Linked DNA regions of Homo sapiens: region 1 is linked to region 2. A link is an interaction called in ENCODE POLR2A ChIA-PET data of the cell type or tissue named here. Cell type or tissue: OCI-LY7. All regions are shown on one strand. Links, peaks and the distances in the headings refer to the core of each region. The heading gives the core; the rest is flanking DNA. Region 1 has its middle 15 kb from the start of LINC00309. Region 2 has its middle 10 kb from the start of LINC02245.

Evidence for each region. Peaks named below come from ENCODE experiments on the same cell type or tissue, not always from the same donor. Only the 100,000 strongest peaks of a DNase experiment are listed, where the experiment ranks them.
Region 1: POLR2A ChIA-PET joins it to region 2 with 10 read pairs; 2 of 35 experiments call an interaction of 5 or more read pairs at or near these places.

The regions. Positions count from the first base shown.
Region 1 is chr2:64,218,026-64,223,401 of GRCh38, reverse strand. No RefSeq gene overlaps it. Among named protein-coding and RNA genes, the nearest start is that of LINC00309, 15 kb to the right of the region's middle. In OCI-LY7, for the core only: no CTCF peak of the experiment used is centred there; a DNase peak (open chromatin) is centred at 2,961; H3K4me3 peaks cover 928 bases; H3K27ac peaks cover 792 bases.
Region 2 is chr2:64,940,133-64,945,508 of GRCh38, reverse strand. No RefSeq gene overlaps it. Among named protein-coding and RNA genes, the nearest start is that of LINC02245, 10 kb to the right of the region's middle. In OCI-LY7, for the core only: CTCF peaks have their summits at 3,985 and 4,185 (motif pointing left); no DNase peak of the experiment used is centred there; H3K27ac peaks cover 68 bases.

The DNA.
Region 1 (5,376 bases), core at 169-5,168, 720 kb after region 2:
AGTTGAAAATCTTCTAGAATTTCTCTCTCCTCTGTTGTACTAGTAGAGCAAGGCCCAGAGACATTGGTAACTTACCCAACATCTCATAGCTAAATTAGGGGCAGGCCTGTTTTTCAGAAATTGAAGTACTATCATTTTTCATTTCAGTTTCCTTTCCTCTCTTGGTGTTTGGTACAATTTCCTCGGTACCTCCTCTTCTTGTGCCAGACTGACAACAACTTGCACCATATTTTACTCTAGGATTTTCCACGGCTTTTCTGTGACCCCACATCCTTTAGCACTCCTACATTGTGAAAGCTGAACACCATCTGTCATTGATCAGCACACAATGGTCCCTCAAGAGCTTGGTAAATGTCTTTTCTGTAAAGCATCCTTCTCCTTTATGCATAATGCAATGTTATAATTTAACTTTCAAGATCCACTCAGGGTAGAAGGGATGATAAGACAGGTCCATACATAAACATTCTCCCCACTGGACAGTATGACTATAAGTATACCACAATGTGCTCTTCTTGAGCTAACAACACATTACCTAATGATCTTCCACTTCCAGGCTTTTAAGAGCTCTTCTCCCAGAAAGAAAAGATAATGCATTGGTTTCTACATCGTTTCTTTAAATTATGGGCAGAAGCTACTATTCTAAAAAGATTAGCTAGTTAACACAAGCTAATTCAGGTGGGAAATCTCCATTGCTTTCCTGATGATTTTCCCGAAGTCTATAAGGTAGAGTCATAAACTACAGCAGGTTTTACTAATAACAGCTAACCAGAAGGACAAGCTATTTGGAAATTAGGTCACATCTTAGGGCTTTCTGCCAAACTCACACACAGGAATAGTAACATCTTTGCCAGAATATCTCTGAACACAAAGAACAATGATAGATAATGTTGTTCTGCTGGGAATGCTGAACGGCTGGATTCCTTGTGTGTAGGGTGTCTTGGAGTAAGTTTCCTGACCAAAAGAAAAAGGTTGAGGGGAATGCTTTCAGTATCTGCATTTCCAAAATAGACTTTTCTATACCACTTTTACTATATTTTACATTTCCTGCACCTAAAATGCCTGGTATGGAGTAGGGGATTCAAATGTACAGAACAGAGGAATGAATGATTGATTTTCTTTCCCTTCTTCTATTATCCCATTCACGTACTGCCTCAGAGATACACATAAAAATGAACAAGCTTTATCAGTGAAGAGCTCAGACTCTCCTTTTTGGTTCTATTGCTGGTGTTTGTGGGACATTTGTTCAGGGCTCTGTGTCATCAAGTGGCCTTTGAGTGCCTAGCACTCTGCCCTTGTCTCACACCTGTCCTTTCTACCTTGAAGAGGAATTCTGTCAGGGAAAAGAGTTTAAAGTCCTGCCACAGGTAGCACCTGGGAGCCTGTTGAAAATGTAAAATCTGAGACCCCACCCCAGAATCAGAATCCACATTTTAAGGGGCTCCCCAGGAGAGTTTGAAAAGCGCTAGGTTAAGCCTGCTTAAAAGTGGATCCTCCAAACACTGCTGCCTGCTAGTCTCTGAAGATGTACAGCCTAAGATTGTATCCCAGGTTGACAATGGTTTTTAGAAAGGGAAGAAAGACAAGAAGCCCACCAGACTTTGGAAGTTTGCAAATTAACAGTAGTCCTTAGATTCATGGCAAAGGACAGAGCATCTGCTTCAGGGGACAGAGGTACACTGTTGGCACAGGCAGGCAATCGAAATTCGCTTCTGTACATCTTCGCAAGACTTTGAAACTATCCAGGGCCCCTTCTTGTTTTTCTTCTGTGTGTTTCATAAAAACTGTTGCCAAAGCATTTCAAAACCTGAAATTACAACTGATTGCCTAGTTGCTTATTAAAAGAATAAAGCTCCGTGGAGTGTGCAAATTCCCATTTCAGAAGAAATCAATAGAAATTGCTAATCTGTCAGTGATAAATGATTGTATGTATTGATTTTGGGGCTCTTAGCATCAGCGAGGAAAAGGCTGATCATTCCGGAATGTGTGTGCACTTACAGCATAGCCCCAGGGAGCAGAGAGCTTGCCTGTTAGCCCAGAATATGTTATAAACAAATTATAGGCAAAAAAATTCCTTTACTGTGGTAGAATTCTCGGTTTCAGCTCTCTTTAGCATTTACAAGGCAAACAATACCAGGGATGGAACAAACATTTAACAGCCATCTGCTTTGTATGCAGAATTAGATAGACAGAGTCACATGCAGTGTGACACTTTAATCTTTCTTTTAAAATACTGCCAGCAGCATTGTTCAATGAAACCCTGTCCTTCAATGCAAACTCTAAAAAACATGCCATAACTATTCTACTGGTTATGTCATAAGAGACTGCCACATAACTGATAAAGGATGAGAGAAACCACTGGAAGCATCTATATGTCCCTTTGTAGATGGAATTTGTTCATGGGGCTTCCACTGTCTGCATGCTTCCCTCACACATCTCCACTGGTTAAAATCTTGTTTATTCTTCCTAGCTGTCTATGGAACCTTCCCAGAGCCTACAAACTAGACTTCTCTTTGCTTCCTCTGTGTTCTCTGTGTTCTTATAGCAAGTTATGTGATCTTCTAGTACACCACAGGACTCTTTCTACCTTACAGTCTAGCTGCTTGGCATGCTTCATCACTATTGCTACACTGTTTGCTTCTTTAGAGCTGCACCCTTATTAATCTGTGTGGCTTTCCATCTAGCACAATGCTTGGGATATTGTGTGCCGTCCATTAGTAGTGATTGATTTGAACAACTGAGGATTTATTGTGTTCTCATTATCCAGTATTTCATATCCCAGTTCAACCAAAGAGCAATCAATATGGAAAAGCAAATATTAGGGGAAAGGCAATGGGACTCCACTAAGGTCTTAATTCTCTTTGTTAGCCAGTCAACAAACAAAATTAGCACCTATCATGTACTTGGAAAGAGGAAATTACAAAATGAGGAAGAGGAAGTTCCAATCAGATTATGAAGTAAAAATTGGGGGGTGGGAGCAAGTACAAAGCAAAAACACGAAGCAGGCAGAGTTTCATCCATCATCTTTCTACACCATCTGTCCTCCTCCCTCTGATTTCCTGCTGTCTGCAGTTTCTTTGTTCCTTTCCCATGTCCCTGTATGTGCATCTAGTATAGCTCTTATCATGCTAACTGGTAATTAAGTCAGGAGATTAAGTTTGAGCCTAGGCCATACTTGGGGTTCAAGTATGTCTGTTTCCCAGCAGTTACTCAAAGACCAAAACTGTTCTTACAAAAAGGAGCTGATGCAGAATTTGAAAAGGGCTATGATCATCAAGGATTTTGGAAGAAGAGGGGCCCAGATACCTTTGCATTGGGACGCAGAAAACAAAATGTTGCAATGAGCAAGGGGAGAGTCATTCTCCCCATTTCTGCGTAGAAGATAACTGGGTCACAGTGAAATGTGGATTGAAGGACTAACCCTATTTTGACATTTGTTCATTCAACGTTCACATATGTATTGAGCAGCTAGTAAGTGTCGGGCACTCTTCTAGGTCTGATGAAGACATGAAGAAAATGGACAAAACTTCTGCCCTCATGGGGTGTGTTGCTGCTGTGTGATGACCAGGGACCACTATCTGTAGCAGAGTATTTATGTTCTTTTAACCCCTCACTCCAAAAGAGGGGGCAGCTTGCTGAGCTTCAGTAGAAAATGTCTGTTACTCTGCTGTCCCTATTTTCTTCCTGTCTTTTGGCTCCACATTTGCTCACTGGGTTAAACTAGCCTCTTCCTTTTTACAGCAGATCAGTTTAGAAAACAGTAAGCATTCTCTACGATAAGCTATTCGAGAGACACTGGCTGCCAGTCAGGCTGCCTACTGCAGCGATTTCTCCCCTGTAAAATGTTTTCTAGAATTTTTTGAAAAGCTTTAAACTAGTATAATAAGTAGTATTTTTTCTTCCATCATTTAATAAAAGTTTTAAAAGTAAAAAAAAAAAAAAAGATGAGGAAGAAGTACCAGATACCTGGAATCCTTGAGGCTTGAAAGCAGCAGCTATGAACAGGGGAGAGCTGAACTAGAGAAGCCTCAGGGGTCAGTGTGGGAGTCTCTGTGAAAAGGCTGGCAGGAAGCTAAGTTCCTATATACGTAAGTGGGCCAAAGCCTGTGAAATCTGGGTTATTTTTCTTATGAGGACCATATTTGCACTCATAGACTGGTGAAGCCTGGACAAATTTAGGTTATATTATAACTTATTTTGTTATTTTCTCCCGTATTAAAATATGAACACATTGATGATAAGGACTTTATCTTGCCAGCATCTTGAAGGGTGACTGGCATAGCTAGGTGCCTATGAATTATGTGAGAAAGGAAGGAAGGGAAAATATTCAATGATTTATAAATATTAAGATAGATCTATTTTTTAGGCTGGGTGCGGTGGCTCACGCCTATAATTCTAGCACTTTGGGAGGCCGAGGTGGGTGGATCACCTGAGGTAGGGAGTTCGAGACCAGCCTGACAAACATGGAGAAACCCATCTCTACTAAAAATACAAAATTAGCTGGGTGTGGTGGCACATGCCTGTAATCCCAGCTACTCAGGAGGCTGAGGCAGGAGACTCGCTTGAACTCAGGAGGCGAAGGTTGCAGTGAGCCGAGATCGCACCATTGCACTGCAGCCTGGGCAACAAGAATGAAACTCCGTCTCAAAAAAAAAAAAAAAAGAGAGATCTATTTTTTTTTTTTTTGAAATGGTAGGACTCTATCCAGAGCCAAGCCTGATGACGATGTGATATATCTTTATCAATATCAGATGTTAAAATAAAGTGAGGAGATTGGAGGAATTCTAAAGATATTTTGAGAAATGGCAGCATTACTGGGATATGAGTCCCAGTTGTGACTTCATTTCACAAAACACATTGGATTTCTGAACTGTGGCATGTATGCTAAAATCTTTCTGGTATGTTATGCTCACACCTCATCCTGTCAAGTGGTAGCTTGTGTTTTTGATCATAAGGTCTGCAGAGATTCATTATCGGGAAAAGTTTTCACATACCCATTTTGTTATTGTTGTTGTTGAGACAGGGTCTCACTCTGTTGCCCAGGCTGGAGTGCAGTGACACAATCATGGCTCACTGTAGCCTCCAACTCCTGTGCTCAAGTGATCCTCGTGTGTCAGCCTCCTGAAAAGCTGGGACTACAGGTGTGTACCATCATGCCTAGGTAATTAAAAAAAATTTTTTTTTTGTAGAGATGGGGTTTCACTGTGTTGTTCAGGCTGGTCTCAAACTCCTGGCCTTAAGTCATCTTTCCACCTCAGCCTCCCAGAGTTCTGGGATCATAGGTGTGAGCCACCACACCTGGCCCAGATACCCGTTTTTAAAAAGAATCAGTAATGCCATCCTGGCCTTGAAATTACTGAACTAAAGAAATGGAGAACC
Region 2 (5,376 bases), core at 248-5,247:
GATCTTCTTTATTCTCCCAATGGGTTTTGTTCAGAAAATAAACATGGGAAAGAGGCAAAGTTAATGTCCCCTGGAGAAATGGATGGATGATTGGATGGATAGACAGATGGACAGGTGGGTAACCTCATGAGCCAACAGCTGCCAGGTTTTCAGAGCAGGTAGGAATCTACCTTCATCATGGAGGCTGCGACTGGGACCGCTCACTGCCCACAGCTCACCTCTGGATGTGATACGATGCATTCATGAAGTTGGGCTCTTATGCCTTAGCCTGTAAGGCTGAAAGTGCCTCCTGTGCGAATGAGTAGCTAGAACACAAAGAGCACCTACGGCCCGTTCCACCCCTGTGCCCCATGGGGAATATTCCGGGTGTCTTTCCCCAGCCCCAAGTTGAGACCTGCAGCTATGACGGTAGGGACCCAAGGGGGACAGTAGCTCCCCGCTGCTCTTGAGGGCCAGGAACTAATAATAAACCATGTGGCCATTTCATAGGAACCACTTCAAATTTTTTTCTCAAAAACCGAAAAAGTTCCTGAGAAATCGTGGACAGCAGAGGGGTTCTTCATTGTACCTTTTTTCTTGGGGCATGTAACCTGGACCCGGGGAGGTGAGGGTCTGGCCAGGGTCACAGCTAAGGACATGTGTCCTGGCTCAGAGAGCAGAGCAGTGCTCGCCCACTAGCCAGCTCAGGTGGGCTCTAGAATTTAGTCTGGTGGAGAAGTGCCCAGCCCACACAGGTGACAGCTCTTACTACACTCCAGGTGCTGTCGGCTTATCAGATGTTATTTAATTCTCGCAGCAGCCTATGGGGTAGTTGAGTAGTGTGGCTGGAATGTCAGGGGTGTGTAGGGACGCCTTAGGAATGAACCTGCAGAGGTCAGTTAGGACTAGGCTGGGGAGGAACAGAATGCCATGCCAAGGATCCCTCCTCTGGGTGAGGGGGAGTGATCAGGGGCTTTTGGTAGGGAAGTAATGTGACCTGGCTTATTTTTTTGAGAATGGATTGGAGGGGCAAGAGCAGAGCAGAGCAGAGCAGAGGCTGAGAGAGGAGGTGATGGGGCATGAGGGATGGCGGCTGGGACTAATGCTGGGGCCTTGGGCGAGGACAGGAAGACAGCTTTCTGGTCTGGAGAGGGAAGCAGCATGGGGATCACTAGAGAGGAGAGCCAGAGAGGAGGCAGAGGCCCCAAAGGAGGAAGAAACCATGAACAAGAGTCTTGCTTAGGCTCTGTCCCCAACCAGCTTTGGAACCTTGGGCAAGTCACGTCATCCCTCCGGGACTCAGTTTTCACTGCTGTAAAATGATGGGGCTGAATGCATCCTCTCCCATGGTAAGAACGATGGGCCTTTTGCACATTTCTTTTGCTCCAGGGGTGGGGAAAGCCTGAACCATGGCATAATGCCTGGCACTGCCAGGAGCACCAGAGGAACTGCCAAAGTGGCAGGGAGTGGCCGGCACATGGGGCCAGTTGGCATTGAAGCAAGCAGCATGGCAACGCTAAGGCAAAGAGCAGGCCAAGGCTGCCGGGGCTTGCCAGTGTGGGCAGGATGCTGGAGTAACTGTGGCAGGGCTCCAGCAGACACGAGCAAGGCCAGTCTGGGAACCGCATCCCCCCTTTACATAATCATCCTTACGGCAACATGTTTTCTCATTTCAGTTAAGCAGTGCCAGGCCTCTGATCAAATGGCTTTTGTAATCCTTGTTGTCAAGTTTAAGCTTGAGCAAACAGTAAGGCAGCCTGAGAGTCACCTCAGCCTTCTGACTCAGCGTCCCTGTGTGCAGCGGATGGGATGGGATCTTCTAAATGTCCCTTCTGACACTAAAATGCTAGGAGCCTTCTGTTAGAATTCCACCCTCTAAATCATACCATGCTGGGGGCACCTCACGCCTCTGAGTGTGATCAAAGCTCACTGCAGCCTCAAACTCCTGGGCCCAAGTGATCCTCCTCTCTCAGCCTCCTGAGCGGCTGGGACCACAGGCGTGTACCACCACGCCCAGCTAATTAATTTTTCTTTTCTTTTTTTTTTTTTTTTTGTAAAGACAGAGTCTCACTATCTTGCCCAGGCTGGTCTTGAATTCCTGGCCTCTAGCAAGCCTCCCACCTCAGACTCCCAAAGTGCTGGGATTATAGGTGTGAGCCACCACACCCAGCCTTTATACATCTTGAAATACACTTTTCAGCTGTAGAGCCATGATACGTGATTTAAATTCTCTGTGCCTGTTTCCTTGGGCCTGGCAGAGAAAGTGTGAATAGCCTATTGTGGCCGTATACCTGGGGATGATAATGCTACCTACTTTGCTGTTAGGAATACTAAGTGAGAAAGTATGAGTGAAACCTTCAGCACAGAGCCAGGCACACCGTAAGTGCTCCATGAACGGACAGCTATTATTGTAATTACGCATTCAGCCATCAGAACTTACTGCATGTCGAGAGCTGTGCAAGGCTCAGGGGATAGGGTACTAACCAGTTAGGCTGACGAGCAAGTGTCCTGTCCTCACCGGGTGGCTGTCTGAAGGAGAGGCAGACCAGTCAACCAGTTTCCCTTAACTAGTACATATGCCCTCTGCTAGGGAAGCAAGAGTGGCTGCAGGAGCCCACAGGAGGGGCACCCACCCCAGAGCCATGGGCGGCAGGCCACTGCAGCTGCCCTCTGCTGTCTGGATGCCTTCCCCTGGCCTGGAAAGAGCTTCCCCCAGATGGCTCCATGACCCACTCATTCATGTTATTCAGGACTCTGCTCAGGCATCACCTCCACAAGGAGCCTTCTCCAATCTTTCTGTCTAAAACAATCCCTACCCACCCTGCCGCCTTTATCATTCCATTCCATGCCCTCATGCTGCTTTATTCTCTTTACAGTACTGATCTTTTCTACCAGCGGATTGTGGATCTGTTTTGAAAAATATGTTTATTGACCATTTACCCACCACAAAGTAAGCTTGGTGAACGCAGGGGCTTTACCTATTTTGTATTCCTTATTGCATCCCCAGTGCACTCCCAGAACAATGCCTGGGCCACGGTGAGCCATCAATGCCTGTCTTGGGTGAACAAAGTGACCACTAAGCTAGATCCTGTAGGATGCATAGAGATTGACCAGGGAAAGGGTCAGGGAGAGAAGAGAGAATCTTCCAGGCAGAGGGAGCAGCATGTACAAAACCAGGGGAGGAGAGCAGAACATGATGGGAGGTAGTTCTGTATGACAGGCATGTTCATTAACAGAGCAGGAGGAGCAGGCAGCGAAAGGAAGAGCTTTCTGCTGGAGCTTCTGAATCATGATGTGGGTCTGACCCCATGGAAGGAGCCAGGGCAGGAAGGATGATTGGAGAGGAAAGTCTCAGACTGCAGCATGGTTCTAAGAAGGTTTTGGCCAGGCAGATGGGGAGTCCCTGAGCCAAAGCTGGCCCTCAGAGGAATTCCCCATCAGGCAGAAGCTAGTGCCGTGTTATGCTCAGCCTTTGGCTGGAATTAGCTCAGGGGACGTGTGGCTTTGGAGGGATGCAGTGAGGGATCCTGAAGGGCGGGAACTGTGGCTGTCACTTGACTGCTCCCTGCAGCCGGAGACCTCGATGGTGCAATTCCATGGCTGCCCAACAAGCAGAGAGGGCAAGGAAGGAAGTGGTGAGAATTGAGTCTGGAGAGCTAAACATGGACCAGATCACCAAGGGTACTTCAGGCCCTGTTAAAGAGTTGGATTTTATCATGAAGGCAATGAGATGCCAGGATATGGTTTTGTTCAGGGGAAACAGAATGATTGGATTTGCATGTCAGAAGGATCACTTTGGCTATTATGTAGAACATGGAAAAGAAAACCTTTTGAAAAGTCTAGACTAGTAATCCAGGCTCCCTTTATTATTATTGTTATTATTATTATTATTTGTTTTCATTCTCACTGTGAAAGCAGTTTGAGAAATAGACACAGATGGCCTCCTCGTGGAAGTCAAACCTCACCTTTATTCCTGAATAAGCAGTTAGCAAATGTGCCTTTGTTGTGAGGGCCAAATGGGTTTCCAGTCACTCCCTGCCCAATGGTTCCCTCCAGTCTAGGCCTTGGGCAGCCACCCAGGCATCCATCTGGGTCTTCTCTGGAGAATCACTGCCTTCCTCTGGCCAGGATGAGGAGGGGAAGAAGAGGCTGAGTCCCCGGCACTTATCATGGTCTTTCCATTGCTGAGCTCCACCTAATGGAGGAACATGGACACCTCTCACCCCAGGTGAGTTGGCCGTGTTAGCTCTAGAAGCACAGGGATGGGAAATCTGCGTTCTCCACCTTTGCAGGTGAGAGATAATGGTGGCCCAGTCAGGTTGGTGGCATTGGAGGGAGGAGGACAGAAAGAAGAATTGACAAGACTTAGTAACTGACTGGATGGTGTGGGTGATGGTTCTGTGTGCTCAAAGAAAAGTCAAGAATGAGGCTCAGGTGTCTGCCTCGCACGACAATGGTGGGCCATGCAATTCTATTTCCAGTCCACTTCCAGCCCTTAAGGTACCTTTGTGAGAGTTAGAAACAGGGCCTGCTGAGCAGGAGTAGCTATTGCCAAGGTGACATCCTATGAGTGGCATAGGCTGGATTCTGTCTCCCACACTCCTCCTGGCTAGAGGCCTCTGTGCAGGCTACAACCTGTATGGCCACACATTGTGGACCTGACACCACTGACTGAAATAGGGAGTGAGGAGCCAGTTGGTGAGCTGAATTTTAAGCATATTAGGTTTGAGGTGTCTGAAGACAATATGACATTGTGAGTCTGTTTCTTATTATTATTGAGGTGAAATTTGCATAACATAAAATTAAATATTTTATGTTATGTTATGTTATGTTATGTTTGTTATGTTATTTGACAGAGTCTTACTCTGTCACCCAGGCTGGAGTGCAGCCCCCACTTGATCCCTGCTCACTGCAACCTCTGCCTCCCAGGTTTAAGCGATTCTTCTGCCTCAGCCTCCTGAGTAGCTGGGATTACAGGCGCCTGCCACCACACTCGGGTAATTTTTGTATGTATAGTAAAGATGGAGTTTTGCCATGTTGGCCAGGCTGGTCTCAGACTCCTGACCTCAAGTGATCAGCCCGCCTCGGCCTCCCAAAGTGCTGGGATTGCAGGTGCCAGCTACCGCGCCCAGTCAAAATTAGCCATTTTAAAGCGTACAGTGGCATTGAGTACATTCACAGTGTTGTGCAGCCATCGCTTCTCTCTGGTTCCAAAACATTTCATCATCTGCAAAAAAGATTCCATACACAATAAGCAGTCACTCCCCATCCCCCTCCCCTCAGCCCCAGGCAACCACTAATCTGCTGTCTTTATGGATTTACCTGTACTGAATATTTCATATAAATGGAATCCTGGCTGGGTGTGGTGGGTCACACCTGTAGTCCCAGCACGCAGGG